Regions from separate parts of the Homo sapiens genome. Here regions 2, 3, 4, 5, 6 and 7 are each linked to region 1. The links are chromatin loops, found by intact Hi-C in ENCODE. Cell type or tissue: endothelial cell of umbilical vein. All regions are shown on one strand. Each heading gives the region's core, and the rest is flanking DNA. Links, peaks and the distances in the headings are about the cores only.

Region 1 (4,367 bases), core at 179-4,178:
TTCCCATTGTGGGAACTGCTGATTGACATCAAGGCACTCTGTTGTCATGGCTCTAGTTTAAAAATGTGAAAGAAACTAGATCTTTTCAACCTAAAGGTTCTCTCTGTATAGTTAATTAAAGACATTTTAAGAAGACATTTGGATTATAGGAAAGTGATGATATCACGTTATGACATTTATTCCTTACCCCAAGAATCTCAGTAATTGGTTCACCTATTCAAAACTGTTATTTTATCAGAGGGTAAAGATTCCAGGACCCCCAGTCAGACTTATCTAATTTCCCTAATTGGCATATTAAAAAAAAAACTCTGGACACAAGAACTTTCTGATTTGTGAATATGCCATTCACTCACTTAAGACAAAATTTAATGTAAAACTTATCTAATGTTAATGAAAGTCTATAGAAAATTTTAGCCGGGGCTTAACCACTGGCTAATATACAATTTATTTCATTGTATTAAAGAATAGATTTACAAATTTCATTAGAATTCCACAGAAATATAAACTATTAGAATGCGGTACAGCGCAGGGTGTGTATTGAGATTCTCACTTTACAATGAAGGAAACTATAGCTTGGAAAAAGATAAAATGACCTTTCTATAATTATATAACAGATAAACATATAGTCCATAGCAATATAGATACCAGATCCCACAGCTTTTGACTTCTAGTCCAGTATTTTTCCTACTAGGCCAGGGTATTTTATGTAATCAGAGTTATTTTATTCTATGCAGTGCTGTTGTGATAGATGAAAAACAGAAGGTGTACTCAATGCCTTCTAAGAACTTCTGCTCTCATAAGTCTCATATCTTACCATGGATAGATATGTGTATTTACAGGTTTATCTATGACTCCTTCAAGAATAACTTACTACTACTTCTTTCCTTTAAAACAATTTTTTTTTTTCTTTGAGACAGGGTCTCACTCTGTCACCTAGCCTGGAGTGCAGTGGTGCAATCATGGCTCTCTGCAACCTCCGCCTCCCAGGCTCAAGTGATCCTCCCACACTCAGGTGATCCTCCCACCTCAGCCTCCTGAATAGCTGGGACCACAGGCACACACCACCATGCCTGGCTAATTTTTGTGTTTTTGTAGAGACGGGGTTTCAGCATGTTGCTAAGGCTAGTGTCAAACTCCTGAGCTCAAGTTATCTGCCCCCGGCCTCCCAAAGTGCTGGGCTTACAGACATGAGCCACTATGCCTGGCTTAAAAATGTTTTAAAATATACCTAAAATCTGATCAGATGTGGTAACCAAAACCAATAACAAAACAAAACCAGTCAAATTAATGCACAAAGACATTGTCTGAAGATGGTAGAAATGTGATTTAGGTGAAACTGTATGAATAAAGGCACAGGTGAGCCCAGTAAGAGTCACCAACATGAGGTACCCACTAGGAAAGCAAGTGCAGGTTAGTCTGCACTAAATGAAATGTGATCAGTTTGAATGATGGAAGTAATAGGACTATTTTGCTTTGTGTAGCCACATGATGGGACCTTGTGTTATGTTTTGTGTGACACATCATTCAAAGCACTACCGATCAACTGGAATGTATTCCTAGGCTCAGAAATTGAATGTTGAATAGACTTGAAGTCACAGAGTAATGTCTAAAGAAGTTGCAGATATTTTGTGTAGAGAAGGAAAATCTGGATGGGGGATGATAGATGCCCTCCAGTAACTGAGGAACCATCATGGGGAAGTCACACTAGATTGAGCTCCCAAATCAAGGGCTAATAAACAGAAGCTCCAGTGAGGCTCCTACTGTCATAGAATAGGACATTTTGGCTCAGAGGTTTTTCTTTTCTTTTCTTTTCTTTTTTTTTTTTTGAGACAGAGTCCCACTCTGTCACCCAGGCTGGAGTGCAGTAGCGTGATCTTGGCTCACTGCAACCTCCGCCTCCTGGGTTCAAGTGATTCTCATGCCTCGGCCTCTTGAATAGCTGGAATTACAGGCGCATGCCAGCACGCCTGGCTAATTTTTGTATTTTTAGTAGCGACAGGGTTTTACCATGTTGGCCAGGCTGGTCTCAAACTCCTGACCTCAGGTGATCTGCTCGTCTTGGCCTCCCAAAGTGCTGGGATTTCAGGCATGAGCCACCGCGCCCGGCCTTAGCTCAGGGTTTTAAATACTGAGGCTGTTGCATTCAAAAGATGGAATGGCTTGTCTGTCTCCCAGGGCACTGCGTTTATAGTCACCAGAGGTGTTCCCCTTGAGCCTGGATGATTACATGGAGGAGGTTTTAAAGGGCAGCATTCACAATTTAGATTTGCAGTTGGACCAGATGACCTTTAAGGTGCTTTCCAGCACCTGGGGTTTTATGATTCTATTTCTATTATGCATCTACGCTGGGTATGTGTCACATTGTTTGAAGCAAACACTGAGAATGAACAGGAGCACAGTGTGGAATGTTGATGGCGCTCACATCTATTTTGTGTTTCAATTTCTGGAAGCAGTCTTTGTCTTTGAGGCAGTTTGGTCCCTGACCTTCTGTAACATTTGGAGCCCAGCCACACTGTCTTTGTTTACTGTAAAGAGCATGGAAAAACCGACTTCCTGACAGTGCTCTGCAAAGTCTAAGGTCAAACCACTCACAGGTGAACAAACACAGTTCTTCCACCTTAAACTTGCCATTTGGTCCCTGTAAAATGGACGAGGGTAATAACGCTGGACAGCAGAGAGAGGGGAAATCAGTCCTCTGCCAGCAGCCAGCAATTAGTCACTTTGTCAGTCTGCTTTGGGAAGGGCTCATCTTAATTCAGCATCCATTTTGAAGAGGTTAGAAACCATGACATGCAGTTTTAAGTCCTCTAGCAACTCTGCTAAATAAACCTATAGACCCTGCCTTTCTTGACACTATCAGCACATCATTAATATTTCCCAGGATTGCACAGATAAAGCATAGCATTCTTATTCACTTAAAGGATTGAAGAGTCACATTCACTGAATATTCACATCATGCAAGCCATTTCTGCTATGGTAAGATCTCTAAGGTGGGTTGGCTCCCTGTCAAGAGAGCATACCCTTCTTTTTTTTTTTTTTTTTTTTTGAGACAGTGTCTTGCTCTGTTGCCCAGGCTGGATGGCAGTGGCATGATCATGGCTCACTGCAACCTCTACCTCCTAGGCGTAAGTGGTTCTCCCACCTCAGCCTCCTGAGTAGCTAGTACTACAGGTGCACACCAAAACACCCAGCTAATTTTTGTACTTTCTTTGGTAGAGATGGGGTTTTGCCATGTTGCCCAGGCTGGTCTCGAACTCCTGGGCTCAAGCAATCCACCCACCTTGGCCTTCCACAGTGCTGGGATTACAGGAGTGAGCCACTGCACCTACCCTGCCTCCCCTGCTATTTTTTGCTCTCATCAAATGCAATAGCTTCCCTCTGTAAAAGGAAGGGAAGTGTCTTCCTGGGTAAGTGTATTGTAAGCTCTTTAAGGGCCCTAGACAATGCCTACCACACTGTCTTAGATTAGCAGGTCCACATAATGCATTTGTGTGAACATCATTGAATCAAACAATGACCTTGCTCACACATTTACCCCCTTTACTCAAAATCACTTATTTGTGAGATCCAAGTTTTCTTCTTACTATTTAAAGATTATTAGAGTTGATCTAAAGTGATATAAATGAAAATATTGCCAACATAAATTCACATTTTTCTTTTCTCTTGGAATAAATTCAGCTTTGGCTGTATTTTTTTTTTCTCTTGTTCTTTTTTTTTTTTTTTTTTTTGGTCTGTGGTGTAAGCAGGCTCTTGAAATGCCCTAGTTATCTAACACTGCTCTTGAACTCCACTTACAGATGATATACTAGCCTTTTACTAAAATATATCTGGGTATTAAAAGCTCAATTCTTTACTGCTGATGAGAAAGATTATTAACACTTTTTTTTCCCCAGCTATAATATGAGGCAGTAACACCCCTTTTTACTTCCAGAGCCAGAGGCAGTATGTCACATTAACCTTCATTAACTGCCCAAGAAATGAGGTACGTTCGTTAATTTAGTATTCTGGTTAGCTAAAATTGTGTGAGAAGGCTGATAAACGTCTGTGGTTTCTCCCTGTGCTATTAAAAAAAAAAATAAAAGAATGTTAAAGTATGTTAGCCCGCTTATCTTATCATCTTGGTAAGTTCAACATTCTGATTAGGGGGCAGATCTGGACAGGATGAGTCTACAGCTGGTGGGCAAGGATGGGGGTCGCTGGGGCAGGGTAGAGGAAACGCAGCCTGACTGAGATCAGCCTGAGGAAGAGCATCTGAGGCGTGTGGTGGGGGAAATCAGGTAGCATCTGAAAAGCAAGCCAAAGGTGGAAAGAGAAAACAAATTCTGTTTATATATAAGTAATGGCATGATGGAAGCCAACCCACCTAA
Region 2 (4,367 bases), core at 134-4,133, 470 kb after region 1:
TTTGAGTAGAAATATTGCAGATGTGTACATGGCAGCTCTGAAGTTTGTCCTCAAAGACAAGCAGGTTACAAAGGAGATGAAGTACTTAATGAAATAATTTAGTGTGACATATTGATATTGAAGGCTGGAAGGCAGAAAAGGATTTGCAACAAAATTAAGGTATGTCTTTCTTGAAACAGTTCCCTGTTCCTTTCTCCGAGGGCTGATATGAGATTTTCACAAGAAAACAAGCTCGTTTTATTTCTCTCTTCAAGTTTATGCCAAAACATAGATGCCAATGTGAAGCTCAACATCTGCACCACATGAAAATCTCATTGGAATATAGTCCAGAGAAAAGTCAAGTTATGAAATGTTTCTTCGGTTATGTATTGGAGGGGTTTTAATCTCTCCAGTGTCATGTGTTTTCAGTTAGAATGTACGTTAGTAAAAAAAAACTTAGAGCACTAGCAGTGAAGGGAATTAGGCCTGGGAAATGTTAGTTTTAGATAGAGGGAGTGGAGGTGGCTAGTGCTGTTATCAGGGCATAAAACAGCAGCCAAACTTCTATTCTGAGTAAGGATAAACAAGGTCACAAGTTTCTGAGTATACTATAGAGTCATTGCTTGAGAAAATGAAGAAACGTATTTCATGTTCATGATATAGTGTCAACATTTACATAAAAAGGAAAGAAAAACACCCGCAAAAAAAGCTATATTCTGTGATCGCCAAGTTATTTTCTGCCCTCAAACATCTGAAGGAAACCCATTCCACAGTAATGATGGCTGACTATGTCAGTGACTCTCAACTGGCAGTAAGTAGAGAATAAAAGTTTGCAGGAAGGCAGGTAGGAAGGATGAAATGTAAGAGTTCCCCTTTCCCTCCTATGTATAGAATCAAGAGTACAGCATAAATCACCAGGTGAAGAATCAAAATACCAGGCTTAGAGTACTAACTCTCTAGCTGTGCAACCTTGGACAAATCAATTAGTATTAATAACTCCAATTTTCAGTTTTCTCATGTTGAAACAATACATTGCTCTGCACAGTTTTTGTGAAACTACATACATGAATGTGCTGTTTTAGACTGTAAAGTGTGCTGAAAATTTAAGTTTTTCTTATTAATTGGCAGAGATGAATGTTCCTACTTGGTCTCGAGATTCTTGCAAACCCATTTGTTTAGTCATTTTCCCTAGAGCTGAGTCTCAAACACCTATGTGCTTTGTCTCTGGTCCCAATCAGATAAACAATGTTATGACCTGCTTCTACACACTTGCCTGCCCAGGGCATCCCTCCAGGAGGAATGGACTTGTCCTCACAGATGCATGTTTAATATGAAGAACAACTGTTACTCCAAAAACAGTCCTGAAATTTCTGTCACCTAGTGACTCCTAAATTTACTGTGATTTTTCCCTTTTGAAAAATAATAAGAAAATGTGTCAAACAACATATCTAATCCTGAGGTAATGTGAAACTCATATAGCTCCTGGTGAGAAGCTGCAAAGTGGCAATTCTGAAGAGAAAGTTTATAGAATATGCTTGGCAATCTTGAGAATTTTCATTAAAAAAAAGACCATACAACACTTGCTATGAAAAGATATTACATTTTCTCCAGAGAAGTAACACTTCCTCCTTTGTTCTGGAGGTTCTCCAAAGATTTCAGAGCCATTTTGCAGGTTGTGTTACCTAAAGTTATTAAAACTCACAAAATATCCATGAAGTAATAAAATGGAAGCTATTCGTATGCCAATCAAACAGATACTGAAACAACGGTCCTAAGGAAATATGACCTGTCTAAAGCCTCCTAACAAAAAACTGATGGGTCCAGAAATAGAATCTAGGCAGCTGACTCTAGACATTCCAAAACACTTCCTCTCTTCAGAATTATTATTGTTAATTCCCTCTACACATAAACAACCTCCAGCTCCCGGAGGATGGATGAGATCATGCTAACAAGTCATCCATTCTTTCCATAAGAAACACAGCAGTCATAGCCAATGAGCTAATTCATAGAATGTCCATGTGCCATAGTGAACACACACACACACACACACACACACACACACCCCACACTCCCATTCTAGATGCAGATTGTTTTTGTTTTCTTCAGCTAAGCTGTAGTTGAGATTTTAATTTCAAGCTTTAGCCCATGATTTTTTGCCTGAATTTCACACTATATGCTTTTCTATTTCTACTTGTTCTTTCCTTCCTGTACCAAATAATAAAGAACTAGACCATAGTAAAATGGATTTTTGACAGATTTTATAATTTAGCTATTGTCACTTCCACAAAGGCCATTCATTAAACTAACATGTATTATGGACATGAAATAGAATTTGAAAAGCTGAAAGTCATTCAACCCTGACCATAAAAAATACTTCCATAATTTAAACTTACCATATCAGAATTAAACTTGATTTGAAGATGTTAAAAAATGAATATATTTGAGAAAGAAATCCTTGCAAATAGCATCTCAATATAATGTTGGCAATTTGCACAATTTATGTATATTTTCTCCTGCCAAGATACTTCTAAGAAAAGACAACGGTAAAGACAATGGTAGTAGGAAAGAGGAATTGGGTCTCCAAAGACCATCTGCAGTTATCGGCAAAAGATACTTTGTCTATGTGTGCAGTTTTAAAAAGACTGGTAGCCTATACTGGATTTTAGGTCAGAATGGAGCATGTGGTGTTGAGGGGGAAAGCATTACCAGCTTCGTCTTCTTTAAATATGAAAGAGGATATTCTGGCTACATTGTTGGTGATCAGCAGTGTCTGACTCAGCCTCTGCAATTTTTCCATTATAATGCTCATGAAAATAGGGAAAGAGATACAGTTTCAACAGTGGAAACTAGAAATGTGGGTCAAAAATGTGTCAGGAAAAAGTTGGAGAGTCAACTAAGGAAAACTTAGCCTGGAGGCAGAGTGAGAAAGGCACATGGGTTAATGAGGTAGGGGATTTCCATCTACGCATACTCATGGAGGCACAAACCCACCTTTCTGCTTTGTAAAAGCCCACCTCTATTTAATCCAAATACACTGTTTCACCCCTTGGCCCTGCTTCAATCTCTAATGCATCTCTCCACCCCAATATTCCTCAGTAATGAAATGCTAATGAGGTCAAAATGGATGTGAGTAATATTTTAGATTTTCTTCACTATTTGGGATTTTTCTGCAATGCAAGAAATACAGAGAACTTCAGACTAGACAGAATAAGATTCTTCCCTTATGTCTAGACAAGGTAATCTAGTCATAACACCATGAGATTGTTTCTCAGACCAACAGATACTAAATTAAAGACAACACGGTACCAGAAAGTTGACCGGTGTGAACAGTGATACCTCCTATATCTTAAGATTTGAAAGGATGATTCTAATTAGATTCAGATAAAACTGAATAATACTAAAACAGAATAATCCATTTGTTTCAAGGATGAGGCAATCTCTTTTCAAAACAAGTAAGTACTGTATGAAGTGATTGTATAACACAAAACACAGACACTAGCACTAGAGAAGGAGCAGAAGGATATTTTTTGAAATCATTTATAATTTTAAAAGCTGATAAATTATTGTATTTATTGTATTTGTTTTTTGCTGTAAAAAATGTAAGGAAACAAGGCTTCTACACAATAAGCCAATAATGGTAAATTTGTTAAAATTACAGACTGACATTTGAATTGGAAGGACAGAAAGTAGCATGATGGTTTCTAGAGGCTGAGAAAAGGAAGGAGGAGAGAATTGTTTAATGAGTACAGAGTTTCAAGTTTGCAAAATGAAAAGAGTTTTGGGGATTGGTTACACAGCAATTTGTATTTAACACTACTGAACTGTCACTTAAAATAGTTAAGATGGTAAATTTCATATTATATAAATTTTATAATTAAAAATTTTTAGAAAGAAAGATAATAACTAATATAGACAACAAAAATAACTTGAATGAGAAGCAAGCTAACTATGTCAGAGAAAAAGAAAGGTCTCTATGTAGCTTAGTGGATAAGAGCATAGGATTTGGATTAAAAAATGTCTTATTACATACTATAGTTCCACTATTTTCCAACTCTTTTATTTTGGAAAAGTTCCTTAATCTGTGAAAGCCTTATTATCTTCACTTTAGAAGGCACAATAATAGCACATTCTTCATAGGATTTCTGGTAAACATTCATTGAGATAATGCATTCAAAGTGATTGAATGGCGTTTGACATATAGTTAAGTACTCAATAAATATTAATTATTGTTAAGTTATTCAAAACCCAAAATGTAATCACATAATTAAAATCAATATTATAAATAATAAAGAGCTATATCAACATTACAAAGAATGAGCTATTAATAATGAATAAAAACTTGAGTGATTCTCATAGAACATAGAAGAAATAAATAAGAAAATGAAAAC
Region 3 (4,367 bases), core at 242-4,241, 300 kb before region 1:
TTGAGACAAGGTCTCTGTTGTCCAGGCTGGAATGTAGTGGTGCCATCATAGCTCACTGCAGCCTCCAACTCCTGGGCTCAAGTGTTCCTCCTGCCTCAGCCTCCTGAGTAGATGGGACTACAGGTGTGCATCACCATGCCTAGCTAATTATTTATTTATTTTTAATTTTTTATAGAGACAGGGTCTTGCTATGTTGCCCAGGTGGATCTAGAGCTCTTGGCCTTAAGCGATCCTCCTACCTTGGCCTCCCAAAGTGCTGGAATTACAGGCATAAACCAAAGCACCTAGCTTCTTTCACTTTATACTTGAGAATGTATTAATATCTGAATTTTTAGACTATTAGAAGAGGCAAATGGTTAGAGGAATTGTTTGTGCAGACAACTGGCTGTTCGTATTACAGTGTGATGATTTGTGGGCAAACATTAGCCAGGCCTCTGAGTGTAACCTAGGATTATTTTTCTCCCCCTCAGTAATTCGGAAGATAACTTTCAAACACAGATATCTTTTTGGTACTGAACAATTAAGTTGTATGAATGCCATGACTAGGTCTTTTAGATTCCTACAGTTTGATGGTTGTTAGTTGAGATTATATGCGTGGATAAATAAGTATTTTAGTAATTATTTTATGTTTTTATGAAATTCACATCCTAGGCTGGGCGCTGTGGCTCAGGCTTGTAATCCCAGCACTTTGGGAGGCCGAGGTGAGTGGATCACCTGAGTTTAGGAGTTTGAGACCAGCCTGGCCAACATGGTGAAACGCCTTCTCTATTAAAAACACAAAAATTAGCCAGGTGTGGTGGCATGCACTTGTAATCCCAGCTACTTGGGAGGCTGAGAGAGGAGAATCGCTTGAACCCGGGAGGCGGAGGTTGCAGTGAGCAAGATCACACCATTGCACTCCAGCCTGGGTGACAAGAGTGAAACTCTGTCTCCAAAAAAAAAAGAAAAAAAAAAAGAAAGAAATTAATATCCTAGTCTTTTCTCCAAATTTAGTGGCTTAACTATAATTAGAGAAAATGTTAGAACCAAAGAGCCCAGATAACAGGGAAACCAGGCTGGCTTTAGGACATTAAATTTATGGACCACTGTATGCATGTTAGGAAATCAGTGGGCTTTTTAACCTGCCTTCACCATGCTGGTCAAAGGACTCACTTTTTTTTTTTTAACCATTTTATTGAGAAAAAAATGTTTTATGTATTTCATGTAGAACTTGATGAATTCGGGGAGAAGTGTATAGCCTTGACAATCAAGGCATAAACTTAACACTTTCAGAAGTTTCCTCTGCTGCTTTTATTGATTTAGTTTTAAATTTCTTTTTGTTTTCTTTTTTTTTTTGAGATGGAGTCTTGCTATGTCACGCAGGCTGGAGTGCAATGGCACGATCTTGGCTCACTACAATTATTTTTAAATTTCTAAAATTTTTTTTACTTTTGTGGTAAGAACATTTAACGTAAGTTCTATTTTCTTAGCAAAATGTTAGGTATAATAAAACATTATTGTTAACTAGAGGCCCTCTTTTGTCCAGAATTTATTCATCTTGCATATAAACACTTTGTACCTTTTGAATCACTCCTCCCCATTTCTCCCTTCTCCAGCAACTATTCTGGAAACCACCTTTCCACTCTTTGGTTCTACCACTTTGAATATTTCAGATTCCTTATAAAAGTGGGATCATGCAATATTTGTGCTTCTGTGTCTGGCTTGTTTCACTCAGCTTAATGTCTTCTAGGTCCATCCATGTTGTTGCAAATGGCAGGCTATCCTTCTTTTCCAGGGTTGAATAATATTCCATTCAAACTCATTTATTTCTGTCTTCCTCCTGTGTGCCAAAAACATAATCCATGATGCTGACATAGCCATGTCCTCCTTTAATCTCAGCCATAATTGATGTTGTAGACGTTCTCCGCTGACACATACGGGTAACGGACTACAAGAGAGAGAATATGAATCTGCTGCTGCCATTATGAGACCTTATTTTTACATGGAAACCAAATCATATTGAGTGAGATGCAAACTGCTTAGATGAAATGTTTATAAGAACCAATTTAGGTCATTATAAACAGAATGAATAACTTGATTATCTCGAAGCATATTGTTTCAGAATAAGAAGTTAACTCTCGAGTTCTGTGTCTTTTTCCTTTGAAAATGATAAAGTAGTTCCTCAGCTCTGTGATTCACTTCCTGTTTTGGGGGACAGGATGTTGGATAAATGGTAAGGCCCAGACATGTCTACTCTTCTAGCTTTGCAAATGGGTCAAATTTCCCTTGTTTATTCAAGGAACCAGGGATAAAGTTGCCTCTTGTCAAACTAGAGGAAACTTCTTAGAACAGAAGGCCATGCTTTAGGGATGTTTTAATCCATATATTCTTTTTATTCTGTGGCCTTGGCTTTACTCTGTTTCTATAATTTTCCCTTTTGGTTTGTCTTCTCTATGTCTTCTTTCTGTAATGACGAGTAGCAGTTGATCATATGTTGTCTATAAGAAGATGAATGATTCACAGTAACTATGCATCTCCCCTATTCCCTTCCTAACAAAATTTTGGAGGCATGCAAAAATGAGTCTTTTAAATGAGATTTAAAACTTTTCAGGCCGGGTGTGGTGGCTTATGCCTGTGATCCCATTACTTTGGGAAGCCGAGGCGGGTGGATCACTTGAGGTCAGGAGTTTGAGACCAGCCTGGCCAACGTGGTGAAACCCCGTCTCCACTAAAAATACAAAAAGTAGCCAAGCGTGGTGGCACATGCCTGTAGTTCCAGCTACTCAGGAGGCTGAGGCAGGAGAATCACTTGAACCTGGGAGGCAGAGGTTTCAGTGAGCCACTGCACTCTAGCCTGGTGAAAGAGAGAGACTCCATCTCAAACAAAACAAAACAAATTTTCTTTCCTAAAGTCTCAAAGCTTTATTCGTTTCCATTGTACATTTCAAATGAACAATGAAACTAATACTTGTATTTGATTTGACTATTGATTTGTCACAAATCCTACTCTTTTCTTGATGGTGAGGATTATAGGAAATTTTACTTGGGCTGGGGGCAGGTAAAGAAAGACAGTTGTTTTTTATGATATTGTTCTAATATGCATATTTCCATATGCATACTTTTATTTTTTTCTTTTCTTTTCTTTTCTTTTTTTGAGATGGAACCTTGCTCTGTTGCCCAGACTGGAATGCAGTGGTGTAATCTCGGCTCACTGCAATCTCCGACTCTTAGGTTCAAGTTTTTCTCCTGCCTCAGCCTCCTGAGTAGCTGGGATTACAGGTGTGCACCACCATGCCCAGCTAATTTTTGTATTTTTAGTAGAGACGGGGTTTCACCATGTTGGCCAGGTTGGTCGCGAACTCTTAACCTCAAGTGATCAGCCCGCCTCAACCTTTCAAAGTGCTGAGATTACAAGCGTGAGCCACCACGCCTGGCCATACTTTCCTTTCCTAAATTTTCCTTCATGAATTTCAGAGGTATACAGGATTCTTCTGCATTCTTCACAAGAGATTACATGAAAAGAAAACATAACATTGGATTGATCTGAATGAAAAAACAAAAGCCTGAGATGAAAAAGAGTAAAAAAGACACTATGCAAGATAGCTTACATACCAACTCCTTGGTATTACAGGTTTAGCATCCCAAAGTGGAAAATCTAAAATGTAAAATGCTTCCAAAATCCAAAACTTTTTGAGCCCTGACGTGATGCTCAAAGGAAATGCTCATGGGAGCGTTGGTTTTTGTTTGTTTGTTTGTTTGTTTTTTTGAGATGGAATTTTACTCTTATCGCCCAGGCTGGGTTGCAATGGCATGATCTTGGCTCACTGCAACCTCTGTCTCCTGGGTTCAAGTGATTCTCCTGCCTCAGCCTCCTGAGTAGCTGAGATTACAGGTTCCCGCCACCACGCCTGGCTAAATTTTTTTGTTTTTTTAGTAGATATGGGGTTTTGCCATGTTGGCCAGGCTGGTCTCGACCTCCGGACCTCAGGTGATCCACCCGCCTCGGCCTCCCAAAGTGGTGGGAGGCCACTGCACCCTGCCTCGTGGGAGCATTTTGGATTTCAAATTTTCTGACTTGGGATCCTCATCTAGTAAATATATAATGCAAATATCCCCAAATCTGAAAAAATCCAAAATCTGAAACACTTCTAGTCCCAAGCATTTCAGATAAGGGATACTCAACCTGTGTTGAAGAAAAAGAGAATCCATAATAAAGATGGCAAAGGAAGCAGATCCTATGATACCTAAACAGAGACAATGAGAGATTTCTGTACTTTTTCTAAATAATAGAATCTTAGCCCTGATTCACGTCTACTGGGTCCAATCACTAGGCAGTTAGTCTCCAAATAGCCTTGTGATTTATGATATAGTCTAAGTGGAATCAAAAT
Region 4 (4,367 bases), core at 294-4,293, 310 kb after region 1:
GAGCGTTTTGCATGTGTTGGCTCATACCATTCTCTCAACAGCCACAGGAAGCATGTGATTCTTCTTCCTGTTTTCCAGATGAGAAAGCTGGACAGAGAGGTTAAGGATCTTGCCAAGGTCACATAGCTCATAAAGAGTAGAGCTACCTGGGTGAGGTGGCACAGCTACTTGGGAGGCTGAGGTGGGAGGACTGCTTGAGCCCAAGAGGTTGAGGCTGCAGTGAACTGTGATCATGCCACTGCACTCCAGCCTGGCTGACAGAGCAAGATCCTGTCTCAAATATATATGTGTTATATATACATATATATAAAACATACATAACATATATAACCTTGCCTGATGATATATATAGATATATATATCTATATATAGTAGATATATATCTATATATATATAGTAGAGCTTTGCCTCAAAGTCCCTTCTCTTAATCACAAGTTTATATAGCCTCTTTAATATTAGAAAGTGCTTAGCAATGTGTGCCAGTTGCTTAGAAAGAAGGCCCAGGTAACTCTGTGATTCCAAAATCATCTTAGACTATAAATGGAGAAAAGTCATAGTATTTCTGATATGTTTGATAGGAAACTTTGAAAGATTAGTTTTAGTTTAAATGAGAAATAACAAGCAAATGACAAGTTAGTTATTGTTTGAATTACTCAGGGGAATATGAGAAGCTGTACCTTTGGGATGAGTGTGTTTATGAGTATACATTACACCACCTGCTTGTGCTAGTGGGAGGAGTAAACATTTCTGCCCGCTTTTCTTAATTCTACATTTTGTTTTGGTTTTTATTTTGCAATTCTAGCAGATTTTAATGGATTAAATTAAAAAGCAACAGAAACAGTAAAGACGACCCTTATCTGTTTAAATCAGAAGGTAAGTTAGTGGGATATGAAGGCTTTAAAACAATACATGGAGTACAGAGAGTCTTGCCCAGCCTCTGCAGTTCCTGAGAACAGAGCAGTCAGTCTTTTAGGAAGTAGGCCCCCGTGGAGTTGAAAAATACTCTGAGGACCAGAATGTGACCTGGGAGGGTGGGCTTCAGTTCTTTCTTTCAGTTTTGTCCAACTCATATGTGCTCTCTGGGCCTAATCATTCTCCCTCTCTCAGCCTGAGTTGTCTTATCTGTCATTTGGGGAATTAATAGCAGGCTTTTCCTTGGAAAGCATTTTGAGCCCTTTCCCTGAAAGGTTTTAATGTCCCTGTTGTTATTAATATGACCGTATCACCGTTACAGGCCAGCCCTGACTTGGAATGGAAAAAGTGAGCCGACCTTGTCTGATGTGATTGTCGCCCTATGAGCCAGTCAGCTTGCTTTTATATGTGACCCTGATGGCCTCCTGCTACTCGACGGAGCTCAGCCTTTTGACAGCTGGCCCAGCTGGCCTAGTTCAGAGCAAAAGTGGGCCCTGCGGACACAACACGTTGAGGGCTTTTTGAATGATCCAGCTGGGGTGGGTCTAGGTTCTTTTTGTGCCAAATGGAAAATGAAGTCTGCGTCCATCCTAGGGAAGCACAGTGTGGGAGAGCATTGCACTCTGTTCTTCCCTTTTCCCTGAAATTCATATTTAGTCTGAGCTGCTGCGTTTATATCCTTTCTTACCTACCACTAACCACGAACATTTCCAAAGCCCGTGTACTTTGCCTGTTGGCTTTGAACCTTTCAGCTATGATGGAAACTTTATATTTTTATGTCTGCTTGGCTGAAACTGACTCCTCTGAGAGAGAAGACAGTAATTGCCTTTTGGGTGATTTCACCTCCACTAACTCTTTTCACATTCTTGGAGGGTTTTTGATAGAACCTGAAGAAACAAAGCCTGCATCCTGGGCTGCTTCAACATAAGAAGAACAGACTTCAATGGCAACAGCCTGTTTATAATCTCTTGGGCCCATTTCTGTTTTCATTGTCCTGTAGATTGAAGTGGATGTAGTGCAGAAAACAATAGCAGGATAATACTGTAATCCTCTTGGTTCTCACACGTGTTGCTCACTAGCATGCATTCCCGGGTGCATGTAAGAATCTTCCATCCTTATACCCACGGGTAAACAAAGGATCCCACGGGCTGTTGCCTATCCCTAGGGAATTAAAAACAAATGTATATACTATAATATTCCTGAAGATTAAGTTATTTGAAAGGCATTTTATTTTATAATCATGCAAATACATCTGTTCTTGTTTTTCAGGCTGGTAACCAGATCTCAAAGGGCCAGTAAATAATCCCTCTTTTCCTTTCTTCCTGGCTACTCTACCGGCTCTCCCATACCCTTTGCTCTTTGATGCATAAGATGAGATGGGCGGGTAATCAGGCACTGAAAATCCACAGTTGGCGGGGGTCATTTTTCATTTATTATTTCTTCTGGTGCCTTGACTTTGCCTGACTTTCCATGGTTAAGGAAAGGGGAGGGGAAGAGGTTGATGAGAAGGTCAGTCTATTGTGTTGCTTCTCAGTCTCGCGTATCTGCGCTTCCTAAGTCTGTTTACACTCTGAATCACTTGACATGCTGCACATTCTTCTATAAAATCTGGCTTTGAGCAGCAGTCTTCAAGCACTGGGGAGGCCCACTGAGTAAGATCTGAACAGCTGAAAGAACTGGGGGACACTTTTTTAAATGACCCGAAGCCTAGGAGAAGATAGCTTCCTCAATTAGTGGTAATCACTTGGAATGAATGATTCTGTAGTTTTTCTTTGACATAGACTAAGATATATAGTATGCATAATATTTGGAAGTGTTGTTTCTTTATAGTAATAAAGTTCACATAGGGTAAGTCCATTTCTGGTTTACTGAAAGGAAATGGCCATTATAAATGCTAAGCACTGCCTTTATTTGAATAAATATTACAAATGGTAGAATTAAATATTATAATAGACCTCTGGAGATGATCTGATTTATTGTTGGAACGCCAGTAAAATTACATTGAAGGGGTTTGAAAAGAAAGGGCCTTTATTTAAGACCACCTTAACATATTTTTCGTGTATATATATACTACAACTAAAGACTATTAGTAATTCATAAAACGTACCTACCTATTTGCAGATTTGAAAATTAGGATTAGTACTTGGTTCATGTTTTAGAACATAATCAAGTGCTATTGTAAGTTGATTTTAGGTATCAGGATTTGATGGATGTTAAGCAAACTTGTGATTAAAATGCGTTGTTGAGCAGTGAGCTGAGATCATGCCACTGCACTCCAGCCTGGGCGACAGAACGTGACTGTGTCTCAAAAACATGCATTGTTGATTTTTAAAATTATTAATAATGATGAGTAGACAGAAATTTCTAGGCAAAATGTCTTTTACAAGGAAGAAAATCATTGTGTTTCTAAAACAAATTTCTTTTAATCATTTAGGAGGTCATACATATCTGTATTACCTCATTATAAAATAATCCATAATTTGACTATTTTAAAAAATCCTTAACCCAGTCTAATCTGTCCAGAGTCATTACAGTCTGAGTACAAAAGAGTGACTTTTTACAAAACCTGGATCTTTTAGCTCTTTTTTTTTCTTTTTTTTTTGAGACAGAGTTTCGCTCTTGTTGCCCAGGCTGGAGTGCAATGGCGCCATCTCAGCTCACCACAACCTCTGTCTCCCAGGATCAAGTGATTCTCCTGCCTCAGCCTCCCGAGTAGCTGGGATTACAGGCATGTGCCACCATGCCCGGCCAATTTTGTATTTTTAGAAAAGATGGGGTTTCTCCCTGTTGGTCAGACTGGTCTCGAGCTCCCGACCTCAGGTGACCCACCTGCCTTAGCCTCCTAAAGTGCTGGGATTACAGGCGTGAGCCACTGCGCTGGCCTCTTTTAGCTTACTCTTGATTCTGGCTCTAATTGACATTTTTCTGGGTGAGTCCACCAAAGGTTTATCCTCCAAATCTGTTTCCCTTCTGAACTGGAGTTATATAAAGCCAAATGATGTTTGTGAAGCAGACTATGGGTTTTGTTTCTGATGACCATTTCAACGATCATGGACACAGGTCTTTACTAAAATCTTTTTTTCTTTCTTTCTTTCTTTCTTTTCTTTTTTTTTTTTTTTAACAGGGTCTCACTGTGTCACCCAGGCTGGAATGCAGTGATGTGATCTCTACCTCCCAGGCTCAGATGATCCTCCCACCTCAGCCTCCTGAATAGCTAGGATCATCTGAGCCTGGGAGGCAGAGGTTGCAGTGAGCTGAGACCACAGGGACCATAGGTACCACAGGCGTGCAGCACCACACCTGGCTAACTTTTCTGTATTTTTTTTTATAGAGACAGGGTTTTTCCACCTTGCTCTGGCTGGTCTCAAACTCCTGGACTCATGCGATCCACCCACTTCAGCCTTCCAAAGTGCTGGGATTACAGGCGTGAGCCACTGCACCTGGCCTAAATTTTC
Region 5 (4,367 bases), core at 85-4,084, 740 kb after region 1:
ATAAACGATGTGAATGGATAATCCACCAAAGAAGATAATAGAGTTGGAAGATAAGTACATGAAAAGATGCTCAGTATCATTAGTCATTAGGGAAATGGAAATTAAAACGACAATGATATGCCATCTTTTAGGATGGCTAAAACTAAAAGAAAAAAACCTATATAGCAACTAGAATTCACTTATATTGCTGGTAGTCATAAAAAATGGTTTAACAACTTTGAAAAGCAGTTTTAACATTCAGGTTTTTTTTTTTTCATAAAATTAAACATACAATTATCATATGACCCAGGAGCTAAGTATTTACTCAAGTGAAATGAAAACCTATGTTCAAACAAAAATTTCTATGTGAATATTTATTGTGAATTCATTTGTCACTTTCAAAACTGAAAGAATCATCAGTAGCGGAATGAAGAAACAAATTGTGGTCCATCTATACACTGCAATGCTACTCATCAGTAAATACAAAGGAATTACTGATATGTGTAATAAGAAGATGAGTCTCAAAGGCTTTATACTAAGTAAAAACAGTCAGATTCAAATGGCCACATGCTGAATGATTCCATTTATAGGACATATTGTGAAACTACAGAGGCAGAAAACAGATCTGTCGCTAGCTATGGGGAAGGTGTTGGCTACAAAAAGCCACAGGATATTTGAGTCCTGATAAAAGTTCTATGTGATGATTATGGTGGTGATAATACAACTGTGTATGTTTCTGAAAACTTGCAGAACTTTAAGCCAGAAAGAGTATTTTACTTTATGTAAATTTTACCTTAGTGAAAAAAAAGGCTGTGGACATTTACCCCATAAACAGCTATGATAACTGATTATCATTCAAAAATAATCTAGGGGTTAATTCTAAGTCTGCACCTTATCTGACCTTTCAGCAGCATTTGGCAAAGTTGACCACTTCCCTCCTTTCATGAATTACCTTTTAATTTTTTTAATTTTTTGTTTCATGCATAACACACTTTTCATGTTGGCATTCGACCTTTACTGACTGCTCCTCACAATCTCATTTCCTGACCCTTCCTCCTATTCTTTACCTCTAAATGCCGGAATGCCTTGGCTCTTTTAGGCAGGGTGGCCAGACCAGGCTTCTTTCAGGAGGGGAAAGTTGAACAGAAATCTAAACAAAGAGGAAACACAACGTTTCCTCTTAGGACTGGTGAGATAATTTGTGGGGTCTAGCGCAAAATGAAAATATAGGGCCCCCAGTTCAAAACTTATGAATAATTCCAAGATGGCAACAGGACAGCGTTAATCCAGGGGGCCCCTCTGAGTGCAGGACCCTGTGGGACTGTGCAGGTCACACACCGGATGCCATTGAAGCTGGTCCTGTTGCTGCTTCTCAGCACGTCCACTCCTAAGGCCCATGTCAAAGCTGAGCTGTCTCTCACAGGACAATCTCAGTGACTTTGCAGCTGGACTTCTTGCTTCTGTTCTTTTTCCCTTTTAGGAAATTATCCACATAGAAGCCAGAGTAATCTTTTTAAAATATCATTGTGCTCCTCTGCTCAAAACTTTTCAGTGACTTTCCATCACTTTCCTATAAAATCCCAAGGCTGGCTAAGGCTACCACCCCTCCAGATCTGGCCCCACCTGATTTTATGACCTTGTCTGTTACCACCCTCCCTTTCCATCACTTGCTCAAGCCACTCTGGCCACCGTGTTCCTCTTTAAGTCAGTCCAGTGCCTTTCCACCTCATGGCCTTTACACTTGCTAGCCCATTACTGTAGAACACGGCTTTCTCAGTTCTTTGTGAGATATATTCTCTTTGTTTTCAAATTTCTGTTCAACTCTCATATCCTGAAGGAGGTCTTCTGTGTCCACCCTGTCTAAAAGAGTTGTCCCTCTCCTACCTGCAACACCTCCTGCCAAGTCTCTTTATGTTCTCTTTCCCTGAATAACATGTTTTTCATAGAACTCATCTGGAATTCTCTCGTACACTACTTTATTATCCATTTTCCCTGCAGACCTGTAACCCCCATGAGAACAGAGGCTTAATCTGGTTTCTTGCTGTATATCTGGTGCATAAGATGTGCCTAACACATATTAGACTCTCAGTACACACACACACACACACACACACTCTTCTCCTCTTTGCTTTGGTACTTGCATTTCTCCTCTTTTCTTTGCTACTTGCTATAAAATTATCCCTGCTCCTTCACTCTTCCATAAGTAAATCAATAGTAGGCTGAACCATATGAAATGGTGACATTGTGAATACGTGATCATTTTGGAACTACAAAATGGCAGTTTCATATGGTTCAAATTAATAATATTGTATAAAAACAAAAACACATGAATGTGGCAATGACACACTGATTAAGATAACAAAGGTATTTGATAGGAAAGGTCAAACATCATGATCAGAATATTGTTCCATATAAATAAAACCTGGAGCCGCCACTGTGATGCCTCTACCTTCCTGTGAAAGTTACGAAGCCGGTAGAGAGTGACAGGATGTCTGCTTCCTGAATGATAAGAAGAAACGAATGGATTTCACACTGACAGCTTGTTAATCCACTACTTGGCAACCACAACATTGGAGACCAATCCTCAGTTTCAAAAATCCGCATTCTCTCTTGAAGTCTTATTTAAGTAATATCTGTGCAATCGATGAATGAAGCCAAACCAGAGACATGTATAAAAATCATAATGGTATTCACTGACAGATATTAGCTCTTTCTTTGCTAATCCAGAGAAAGGATTTTTTTTCATTTTTCTTTCCAGCACACCAGCTATTATTAAATTTAAGAAGTGCCAAAAACTAATCCTTTTTTTTTCCTATTTCTAACAACTGAAACATATAATCCCATGGTATTTGCACATTATACTTAATTGCAAATGGTTATCAACAGCATAAATCTCACATTAGTATGCTAGCTTCAGTGAGATTTGTTTGTACTTCCCACCTTTAATACTACGGATGGTTTAATACTGAATAATCTTTATATTTCAATACTTTCAGCTGCTTTTTACCTTTTTAGGTTTTCTTATCCAAAGTTTTCCCTGCAGCTTTGTAAGCATAATAAATCTATCGGCCTCCAAAGCCCACCTGACTTGAGACGTGATGGAGTTGGTAGGTTCACCAATTGAGTATAAGACTAAAGATTTCTTTCCTTATTCCTTTTCCAACTTTCTCCCATTGACTAATGTAATTTATATGCATGTGTATTCTGTGAGCATATTCAAACCTGAAATTTATGCTTTTGAAAAAATATAGCAATGATCAGGTTTACCTCTCTGATAACTAAATATATACTCATAATCATCAAACATTGCTAGCTCAATCTGTGCTACGCATATTCCTCCTATTAGGAAGACGTGCAGATGTTTTTGGTTATTAATCAGATACTAGATAAACAAAAAATTATTAGGAGATAGAAAATCAATTAAGTGAAAAGGAGAGTGACATCTATGCCTATGAAAGCAAGTCAGAGTTTCCTTATATGAACATAATAAATACCTAAAATTTTATCTCAACAGTTCTTTTTACCAGTTTTGAAAAAAATCCCAGCAAAATAAGTATATTGCTTAAAAATTTCATTATAAAGACACTGATAAAGGCTTACAAAAATTAAGTATACAGCATATTTTCAAATTAATCTTAACTTATATTAATCTGTTTATGTTTTTATAGAGCATTTTTCTAAGATAGTATGTGTATTAGAGAGAGAGAGAGAGAGAGAGAGTGTGTGTGTGTGTGTGTGTGTGTGTGTGTGTGTATAGTATGTGCTTCAGTAAGAAAAGACAGATGCAAATGTTAGTAGTGTGGTCCAAAACAACAATGTCCAATAATAAGGGATAATTAAGATGACTATTTTTGTTGGGGAAAAAATAATGCAGACATGGTCATCTTACTTGTTATTTATTATTAGATACTGAAGAATGTTTGACTAAACTTGCAAATGAGGGTACTTTGATGGAGTAGACATTTCAACTCACGTTCTTTTTTTTTTTTTTTTTTTGAGACGGAGTCTCGCTCTGTCGCCCAGGCTGGAGTGCAGTGGCGTGATCTCGGCTCACTGCAAGCTCCGCCTCCCTGGTTCACGCCATTCTCCTGCCTCAGCCTCCCGAGTAGCTGGGACTACAGGCGCCTGCCACCACACCCAGCTAATTTTTTTTTTTTGTATTTTTAGTAGAGACAGGGTTTCACCATGTTAGCCAGTATGGTCTCGATCTCCTGACCTCATGATCCTCCTGTCTCAGCCTCCCAAAGTGCTCGGATTACAGGCGTGAGCCACCGCGCCCAGCCTCAACTCACATTTTTAAAAATCTTTTCAAACTACATTGCTTTTGTTGAATAAAGATGTTCAAAACATGTAGGATGGCTTAGTAAAATAGACGTTAATAGAAATGG
Region 6 (4,367 bases), core at 76-4,075, 150 kb before region 1:
AAATTGAATGAGAGTTGAAGGTATTCAATATCATTTTATTTCTTGCAGTATTTAGGTTACTGCAGACAACTGAGAATTAGCTTTTTTTTTTTTTGTGAGACTGAGTCTCGCTCTGTTGCCCAGGCTGGAGTGCAGCAGCGCGATCTCAGCTCACTGCAAGCTCCGCCTCCCGGGTTCACACCATTCTCCTGCCTCAGCCTCCCCAGTAGCTGGGACTACAGGCGCCCGCCAACACGCCCAGCTAATTTTTTGTATTTTTAGTAGAGACGGGGTCTCACCGTGTTAGCCAGGATGGTCTCAATCTCCTGACCTCGTGATCCGCCTGCCTCGACCTCCCAAAGTGCTGGGATTACAGGCGTGAGCCACCGCGCCTGGCCAAGAATTAGCTTTTTTTTTTTTTTTTTAAATATATGTATCCAAAGGAGAAAGATGCTGTATAACTTTCCAAAATGTCTGTTCCCTTACTTACAAAAGATACTTTTAAGTTTAAAGGAATCTTAGGCTGCAAGGAGGTGCAAAACTTACAGAGTTTTCATGTACCCTTCACCCAGCTTCCCCATGATACTACTATCTTTAATATCCACAGTACCATTATTAAAACCAGGAAATTGACATTGGTAATTTACCCCTTCAATGCTTAACCCATTTTAGCGTTTTTAAGTGGAGGAAATTCTTTTTGATGTCTTGCTTAATCAATTTTCACCTACATATACTTTTTGAGTGTCAGTATGCTGAACAGAAAGATATTTTGAAATCAGAAACCCTTAGGCTCAAATCTTGGCTCTGCCTCTTATTGCTATGCAACACAGGGGAGCTTTCTTAGCGTCGATGATGGTCTGTTTCTTCATTTGTAAAAGGTGCTATCACTTACCTTGCAGAGTTGGCATAAGGATTAGCAATTGTGTATTGTCAAGAGCCTTTTCAATAAATGATGGCTTTTGGAATAACTGTTCTCTTGCTATGTTTTCATCAAAAATTGAAAAGAGCTGGCCATTATCTTTAACATAGCATGTGTACTTTGTGGACACCTATCATTTCAGGACCACTAACTGGTAAATATGCTAAAACAACTTCATGGTTCCTGTAGCCCCCTGCTTGTTTTGCTCCCTGGTCACCCACTTTATCTGCACCTTTTTTTCTGGCCTATAGACCAAAAGCCACTCCTCTCTGTGTATAGATTATATTTCTTCTGCCTTTTGTTATATGAATTCTAGGAAATGTAGTTCTTTTTAGTTTTTTGTTTGTTTTCTTTTATATAACCTCTTCCAACTTAGTTCTGTTTTACAAGCAGTTGATGATAGCCCTAGGTAGATGCCTGCTTCAAACTCAGGCTGATACGGCTGGCTCTTGAGTATCCCTGTACAAACGCTGCCCTTCAGGGAACATCGTGTCCAGGGCTGCTGCCTCCCTCCGTTTGCAGACCTGGTGCTCTGCGTCTAAAACTGGTCACTCCTTCTCATCTCTCCACTTGAGCACAGCCGCAAAGGTAGAAACAGAGTTCTGCACCCCACTTTTTGCTGCACCTCAGTTAGCCCAGGAACATCTACCCCTATTTAGCTCAGAAGTGTGTAGTCCTGTTTAAATACTTAAAATTTGCTATGTTCTGTATTGGCCAAGAAATGTTTTCTGGTAAGAGCTTCTGGTAGGAAGAGGACCTAAAGCTGCCCTCACAAGACGATATTTGGTTCATTTGAAATAGAAAGTTTTGTTTGCTTTTAATTTTTATTTACTGAACTGAAAATTGGAAACAGCCCATTGACTTTTCTATCTTATACAGCATCTCCTCCTACACATATTTAGTTTCCTGCTCCCTTGAAATCTGGGCGACCTACTCCTGTTTTCAAGTTTTTTCTATTTTATTATTTTGGTCCTTAGCATTTCTGCCTTTTTTGTATCTTCCAACTTTCCATTTCAAAAGAGAAGGATCATATTTTTATATATTTACATCCCGTTTGAATGTGTTTAAGGAACGCTTAGAAATGTTCCTTTATGTTTTAAAATATCCCTTCTGCTAAAGCAAGTAGCATATCATTTCCTGCTTTAGTTGCGGCCTCAGTCTGACAGGCCAGGGCTAAGTAAGGGTGAAAAGTTCACCGTCCGGAAGTGCTGTTGAGGTCAGAATCACGTGATGAGGAGCCGACCCAGACTCCCGGTAATTCCCTGAGAATGTGAATCTTTGGGAGAAGGAGCACAAGAGAGAGCTTTTTCTCAAGTCGGCTGCCTGTGCTCGGGCTCTTGCTTACAATTCTTAGTTTTATGGCACTATTCTTCTTCTTCTTCAAGGAACTCACTGTAATGCCTTTATTATTGTCTACATCAGTGTTTTAAAAAGTAAAGTTGTAACGCATTGCTAGGTTATGCAATCAATTGTGTGGACAGAGATCAGCCTTAAAAAATAAAAAAGGAAACAGGAAATGTAAACAGAGTGCATTATATGGAATAAGAATATGTGTATTTTGTAAAACTCTTGTTTGATACATAGATCCGTACACATAGACACACACAATCTCATAGGTCTCTATTGATTTGCGTATGGGTACACGCTGGCAGGCGTACATTCTCCTTCATCCTCATTCCTAGTCATTTGAAAACTCAGTCATTCAAAATGCATGCCCTTGCCAGTGGATGTGTTCTTATAAATTTCACATAGTTTCATATTTGGAATTTATTGTAACTGCATTTTAATTTATGTGAATATGAGTTATATATCTTATTTTGTTTCTTTGTATTTTCTCCACTCAGTATTCTATTTTAAGGTCCATGGATATTGCTATGTGTACATCTAATCCATTGCATCCAAATGCCCATAGTTGTTGAAGTGCGTCTAGAATACATTTTACTTCTGTTCTCTCCCAGGGATGGACCCCTATATTGTCTCCATCTCACCTCACCATGAACACAACTACTGTGAAAAGCCTCAGATACATCCCTTACTGGAAAGTACCAAGGGGAATTTATTTGGGTTCTAGCCTAATAGTAGACTTGCTGAGCCAGAGGGCATAGGTACCCAGCTCAGATACTGTATACAGTATAATTTCAAAAAGTATACTGATTACCTCCGGAATGATTCACCAGTCAAAGCACCCACCAGCAGTATGAATGCTTATTCCCACATTCCCACCAGTACTTAGCATTATTAAGCTTTCTAATTTTCCCTATTTCTGTCTAGTGAGTGTAAAATGATATATTTTTTGTTTTGTTTTGTTTTTATCTGATTATTGTTGGATTTGATTATGTCTTCATGTGCTTGATTTTCTTGGATTTTTCTCATCTGTAAATTCCCCTTCAAATTCATTGCACATTTATCTACTGGAAATTTTTTACTTTTCCTATTGATTTATAGGCATTCGTTGTATAGTCCAGATAGTCCCTGGCTGGCTTTAGACATTACATGTATTCTCCTAGCCTGTCACGTTTCTGTTAACTTTTGTCTCTTATACTTTTTATTGAACAGAAGTCTTTAATTTTGATGTAATTTAGTTTATCAGCATTTTACTCTGGGGGCTTTGCAAAATATTCCCTCTTCTTCTAATACAAAAATTATCTATTCATATCAGTTTTATAGTTTTATCTTCCACATTTAGGTCTTTAATCTATCTGAAGTCCATATATGTATGTGGTAGCAGGTAGCAATCCATTAATTTTTCATATGGTGATTCTGTTTATTTAAGCTGGTGTTGCCCTTCCGCTCTCTGATATGCTCCATTGGTTTTTCTGTTCTTTAACTAAAGTTTATGCTGTTTTGTTACTATGGCTTGGTAATATATTTTACTATCTGGTAGAGTAAGTCCTACTTATTGTTCTTCTTTTTCATAGTGGATTTAGGTATCTGTGAACTTTTCTTTTCTATGTGATTTTTTTTTTTTTTTTTTTTTTTTTGAGACTGAGTCTCACTCTTTTGCCCAGGCTGGAGTGCAGTGGTGCGATCTTGGCTCACTGCAACCTTCGCCTCCCTGGTTCAAGTAATTCTCCTGCCTCAGCTTCCCGAGTAGCTGGGACTACAGGCGCGCACCACTATGCCTGGCTAATTTTTGTATTTTTAGTAGAGACGGGGTTTCGCTGTATTGGCTGGGCTGTTCTTGAAGTCCTGACCTCAAGTAATCTGCCTGTCTTGGCCTCCCAAAGTGCTGGGGTTACAGGCGTGAGCTACCGTGTCTGGCCATATATAAATTTTGAAATAAATACAATCGAATCAGTTCCTCAACTACAACTGAATTTTGATTTGAATGTTATTGAATTTATAAATGAAAATTGAAGAACTAACATATTTTTGGTAAGTTATTCCATCTAGGAGCTTTTACTGTCTCTCCATTTATCTCAGCATCTTTCATGTACCTTATTAGAGTTCAATGATTCTCCATAGAGGT
Region 7 (4,367 bases), core at 132-4,131, 370 kb before region 1:
AGAAATGTCAAAACAAAATGAATTGATTGGGAAATCAAATCTAAGCACTGACAAATATGAAAAGTGTATTATCTAATTAGTAGTTTATGAAAGTGAGGCACTTTTATAATCAAAGAAATAAAACCTTCCAGAGAGATACAGAATTACTCTGACCTGAATTATTTTAATGGGAAAGAGTTGTTTTTGTTTAAAAATTTCAGGTGAAGTTTGATAATTTTATCTTAAGTCCACTTGGCTTCATTTTGTTGGGCAGCATTGGACAGGACAGTGCAGCCTTATACAGATGACTCTCAGTTCTTTAAAAAAAAATTAAAATGGGTCCATGAGAAAATAAAAATTTAATGTATCTTAAGTAGAGGATCTTGAGAAAGCTAAAAACTGCTTACCTAAACTGAGACATTACCACGGATTTGTAGCTAAGTCATTTAGAATAGACTTTATTTGTAAATGTAAAATGATACTGGCACCAAGATATGGTTGTGAAATAGGAAGTCTCCAGAAAATAATGAAAAATTATAAACCGTGCCCATAGACAATAGTCAGCAAAAACAGATTGTGGAAAGACAGGAAGACAGAGCTTATCCTAGTCATGGTACTGAGTGGAGAAAATCTCAGAATTGTGTGCACTCAAAAACTGTGCAGCCCTGTTGAAAACATTTCTTGTAATATTATCTTATAATAGTTACATCTACCTGCACACTGTCTCAAAATAACTTTAGTGTCACAATAATTTTGGTTGAGCTCAACAACGTTCTTTTATCTTTCTAAGCCATATTCATTTCTCAGGGATGATTACAGAATTGGTTAATTTGAAAGAGTTGTAGCATAAATATTGTGACTCATGAAATGTTTTTAGTACTTGTTTTAGACTTTCATTTCCTTTGGTCATGCTCTTGTGGGAGATTTAAGCAGTAATAGCATTTTCATTTTTCTTTCCTGCATTCCTTACCCATGAGAAGGTAATCTTTAATACACTGTTTTTACTTAGTAAGTTCTGGTGTTTTAAAGAAATGGGTTTTTTATTCAATCATAATTTATTGAACACCTACTAAGTGCCCAGCACAGAATCAGATGTTAATCTAACATAATTTTCCTTTTTTCAAATGGTCTTATTTGATTTTTTAAAAAATGGATATTAATGTACACTAGAATGGAGATTTTTGTTTACCAGTTATTTGTTGCTATATAAATGTGGGTTAAATTAGTTTTTCTTCCTTATACCACCAACCTTTCAGACTTTTAAAGGAATTACTGTAGAATTAAAATTAATAGATTCCTCAGTACTGGCCAAACTCATGGATTTGTGGCACTTCAGAATAATATTGGCTTTTAATGAACAGAATAGATTTGCATGGAAATGCCAGTTTCAGGGATAGAATTAGAGTTGGGATTTATTTTTTCCCTGAAGATCTGCTTCGAAAATTTGCCCCAGGTGATCTCTGTCCTTGTCCTAGGGTCACTCCAGAATTACCACTTTTTTCTGCTTGCGATTCATAAAGGTAAGAAGGACAAACTTAGTCTGTTTTGTAGTGGAATTGTTATTTTTTTTTAACCTTATCTTTTATTTTCCATGTAAAATTGCTTTTCCCTCTTTAACTACCTCGCATAGACAGGGCAGGTAGAGTGAATGTCAGATGAATTAAGGTAGCACTGAACTCCTTATTTAGCCTGTCAATAGCTGCATGATTGTTTTTGCATGAAATCCCAAGTTCGTATTAGCTGCTCAACTTTCAAACTTTAATGGGGAAGTCAGTCTTTATTCTTCAGTAGTGTATGATCCGTGAATTAAGTTTGTATTATGCCTTCTGTCCCAAAATTTCCTCTCTCTTAGCTTCTCCCTAGCCCCAGAGATCAGTTTCTCTGCATGTGTCAAACTTCCTTTTCTCTCCTCATATTTCATTCTTCCAGGATCTGTAATGTGTCCAAGTTCTCATAGCTCACTTAAAAATGGATGGAGTCCAGAGGGATCAGTGCCGACTTTTCATTAATCTATTAGAGCTTCACATTTACTGGCTTGCGCCAAGAGATGTGGGAGAGGAGGAAAATGAGTAAGATCTCACCTCCTGGAAAGGAGGGTGCCACTGCTTTTTCAGTGGTAGAGTTGCTCCCTTAAAGCAGACTCTCTCCCAGCTGAATTCTGAGCTGAGTGTTACAGAGATAAGTCAGCTTGAATCTGGAGGAGTGAGAGAGTTTGGCTAGGGCCCTGTGACAGCTTTGTGGTCAGGAAAGAATATGTAAATTCACTGAATTCCCAGGCATTTCAGCCCTAGAGGAGAAGGATTAGGGGAATCCAAGAGTCCTGACCTTACTGTGAGACTGAATTATAACTAGAGCCCTTTTTAACTAACACAGCTTGAGTTTCATATTTGAAATAACGCTTAAATCAAAATAGTCTCCACTCTTCCCATATACTGATGGGAAATTTATTAAATGTTAAAGTCTAATCTGAAATCAAATATAGCTTTAAATAAAACTATGCAACATCATTTAGTAGTGTTTATAACTTGAGTGATGACTGTCTGGGCTCAATAACCCAGATAGGAGAAGGAATTCCATGGCCCTCCTTCCCAATCCAGACCTGTCTGGAAGCATTTATTTGTACTAAGTTTTCCAGTCTGAAAGTCTGTGTCATTGTTTAGACTCTGTGTGAATAAACAGACAGAGCAATAAACTTCCTCTTCAGGTGAGGTTTATATCTTTTAAACTAGACTGTGGCCTCTAAGCCATGGCTTTCCTGTAGAGAGGCTGCATAATTCAGTTCTGCAGATGTTTTGGTGAGGCTTTACCATGTGCCCAACCTGCACTGTGTTCTTTTAGGCATAATGATAATTGCAAAGAAACATGGCTCCTAATGAAGTTGTAGTCATTTTTGGGAAAAGTGAGTCTGACACACATTAATTAAGATACCTACTTCAGAAAATCTTAAAATATGTATCATCGAGGGCTGGGCGCGGTGGCTCACGCCTATAATCCCAGCACTTTGGGAGGCCGAGACGGGCAGATCAGGAGGTCAGGAGATCGAGACCATCCTGGCTAACACGGTGAAACCCAGTCTCTACTAAAAATACAAAAAAAAATTAGCCAGGCGTGGTGGTGGGTGCCTGTAGTCCCAGCTACTCAGGAGGCTGAAGCAGGAGAATGGCGTGAACCCGGGAGGCGGAGCTTGCAGTGAGCCAGGATCACACCACTGCACTACAGCCTGGGCGACAGAGCGAGACTCTGTCTCAAAAAAAAAAAAAAATTATATATATATATATATATATATATATATATATACACACACACACACACACACACACACACAATCAAATGTCATCAGTTCAAGCAGATATGCGCTTTGTAGTCAGGAAGAGGAAAAATGAGTGTTGGCTTTAGTTTTGGGGGGAAGTTTGCTGAAATAAATTGGATTTAAGATGATCTGTGCAGAATGTGTTCACTTTTGGGTGCCAGATTTTAATAAAGTTATCATGGAGCTTCCTATTTGGGTATCAGGCATGACTTAACATCTAAACATCAATCCCTACAACCGTAGGCTAGGGCTCAGACCTAGAGTCCTCAATCTGGTCCGGCCTGCCTAAAACCCTTGTTTATTTCCCCAATATGCTGTACAAATGGTATTATTTACTCTGGGTGCATGACATGAATAATAGTTAAGTAGCACTGAATTAGAGGTATTTCTTTGGAAGGCAAAGGGTCTAGAAACCAGGTCTCTTGAGGAATAGTTGAAGGGCCTTGGCATATGAGCTTAGAGCCGAAAAGATTAAGGACAAACAAAATAGTTATTTTCAAACATTGCAAAGACATTTTGTTACAGAACAAGTTTATTTGTTCTACATCAATTTAAGATGCAGCATGGGGCCTGTTGGGTAGATGTACAAGTGAGCACACAAGAATCCAGCTCAAATAAGAGGTTTCTCACGATTAAAATGCTCGACAGAGCACTGTTTTTCAGAGCAGTGCCTTCTTCATTTCTAAAAGTGTTAAAGAGAAATTGGATGTCCTTGCAGCCGGCTATGTGGCTAGGGTGGCTGGGATGCACTAAGTACGTGTTTAGGGATCCCAGGCAAGTAGAAATTATGGAGGCTTTTTAGAAAAAGACAACTATAGCATGAACAGACACACCAGGGGAACAATGAGAACAGGAAATGTTCGTGTGCCAGGAATGTGTGGAGGAAATGACACGAGCATGAGATTGGTGATCAAGAACTTTAAATATTCTGATAGGCAGTGGGGAACCGTCTTGCTTCCAGTCCTGGGGAAGGATATCACAAAACCAATGTCTGAGGAAGCTTTGCTTTCTGTCTTGTGCCAGAGGAATGTTAGGAGAGAGGGAAAGAGATATATTCCATGCAGGGAGATCACTTTGG

Evidence for each region. A loop is a pair of places that touch in the nucleus more often than their neighbours do. Peaks named below come from ENCODE experiments on the same cell type or tissue, not always from the same donor. Only the 100,000 strongest peaks of a DNase experiment are listed, where the experiment ranks them.
Region 2: it touches region 1 in a loop (2.7-fold over the local background); 3 of 110 quality-filtered maps call a loop at or near these places.
Region 3: it touches region 1 in a loop (8-fold over the local background); 3 of 110 quality-filtered maps call a loop at or near these places.
Region 4: it touches region 1 in a loop (4-fold over the local background); 2 of 110 quality-filtered maps call a loop at or near these places.
Region 5: it touches region 1 in a loop (5-fold over the local background); 2 of 110 quality-filtered maps call a loop at or near these places.
Region 6: a loop joins it to region 1, with 6 times the contacts of the local background. A loop is called at or near these places in 6 of 110 quality-filtered maps.
Region 7: it touches region 1 in a loop (5-fold over the local background); 3 of 110 quality-filtered maps call a loop at or near these places.

Annotation. Positions count from the first base shown.
Region 1 is chr6:22,138,970-22,143,336 of GRCh38, forward strand. The region is part of intron 9 of CASC15 (cancer susceptibility 15); the gene reads left to right. The region is part of intron 2 of NBAT1 (neuroblastoma associated transcript 1); the gene reads right to left. Among named protein-coding and RNA genes, the nearest start is that of NBAT1, 6.0 kb to the right of the region's middle. In endothelial cell of umbilical vein, for the core only: no CTCF peak of the experiment used is centred there; a DNase peak (open chromatin) is centred at 2,542; H3K27ac peaks cover 1,553 bases.
Region 2 is chr6:22,611,981-22,616,347 of GRCh38, forward strand. No RefSeq gene overlaps it. Among named protein-coding and RNA genes, the nearest start is that of HDGFL1, 45 kb to the left of the region's middle. In endothelial cell of umbilical vein, for the core only: no CTCF peak of the experiment used is centred there; DNase peaks (open chromatin) are centred at 581 and 1,871; H3K27ac peaks cover 1,365 bases.
Region 3 is chr6:21,838,432-21,842,798 of GRCh38, forward strand. The region is part of intron 4 of CASC15 (cancer susceptibility 15); the gene reads left to right. Among named protein-coding and RNA genes, the nearest start is that of CASC15, 170 kb to the left of the region's middle. In endothelial cell of umbilical vein, for the core only: no CTCF peak of the experiment used is centred there; a DNase peak (open chromatin) is centred at 2,150; H3K27ac peaks cover 2,467 bases.
Region 4 is chr6:22,446,110-22,450,476 of GRCh38, forward strand. The region is part of intron 4 of LOC105374971 (a long non-coding RNA gene); the gene reads left to right. Among named protein-coding and RNA genes, the nearest start is that of HDGFL1, 120 kb to the right of the region's middle. In endothelial cell of umbilical vein, for the core only: no CTCF peak of the experiment used is centred there; DNase peaks (open chromatin) are centred at 1,272, 1,932 and 2,432; H3K27ac peaks cover 2,945 bases.
Region 5 is chr6:22,882,183-22,886,549 of GRCh38, forward strand. No RefSeq gene overlaps it. Among named protein-coding and RNA genes, the nearest start is that of LINC03005, 170 kb to the left of the region's middle. In endothelial cell of umbilical vein, for the core only: no CTCF peak of the experiment used is centred there; DNase peaks (open chromatin) are centred at 1,079 and 2,419; H3K27ac peaks cover 3,338 bases.
Region 6 is chr6:21,985,521-21,989,887 of GRCh38, forward strand. All of the region lies in intron 6 of CASC15 (cancer susceptibility 15), which reads left to right. Among named protein-coding and RNA genes, the nearest start is that of NBAT1, 160 kb to the right of the region's middle. In endothelial cell of umbilical vein, for the core only: no CTCF peak of the experiment used is centred there; a DNase peak (open chromatin) is centred at 2,091; H3K27ac peaks cover 2,120 bases.
Region 7 is chr6:21,767,564-21,771,930 of GRCh38, forward strand. The region is part of intron 2 of CASC15 (cancer susceptibility 15); the gene reads left to right. Among named protein-coding and RNA genes, the nearest start is that of CASC15, 100 kb to the left of the region's middle. RefSeq lists enhancers at 1,886-2,499, 3,023-3,522. In endothelial cell of umbilical vein, for the core only: no CTCF peak of the experiment used is centred there; DNase peaks (open chromatin) are centred at 758 and 2,018; H3K27ac peaks cover 3,770 bases.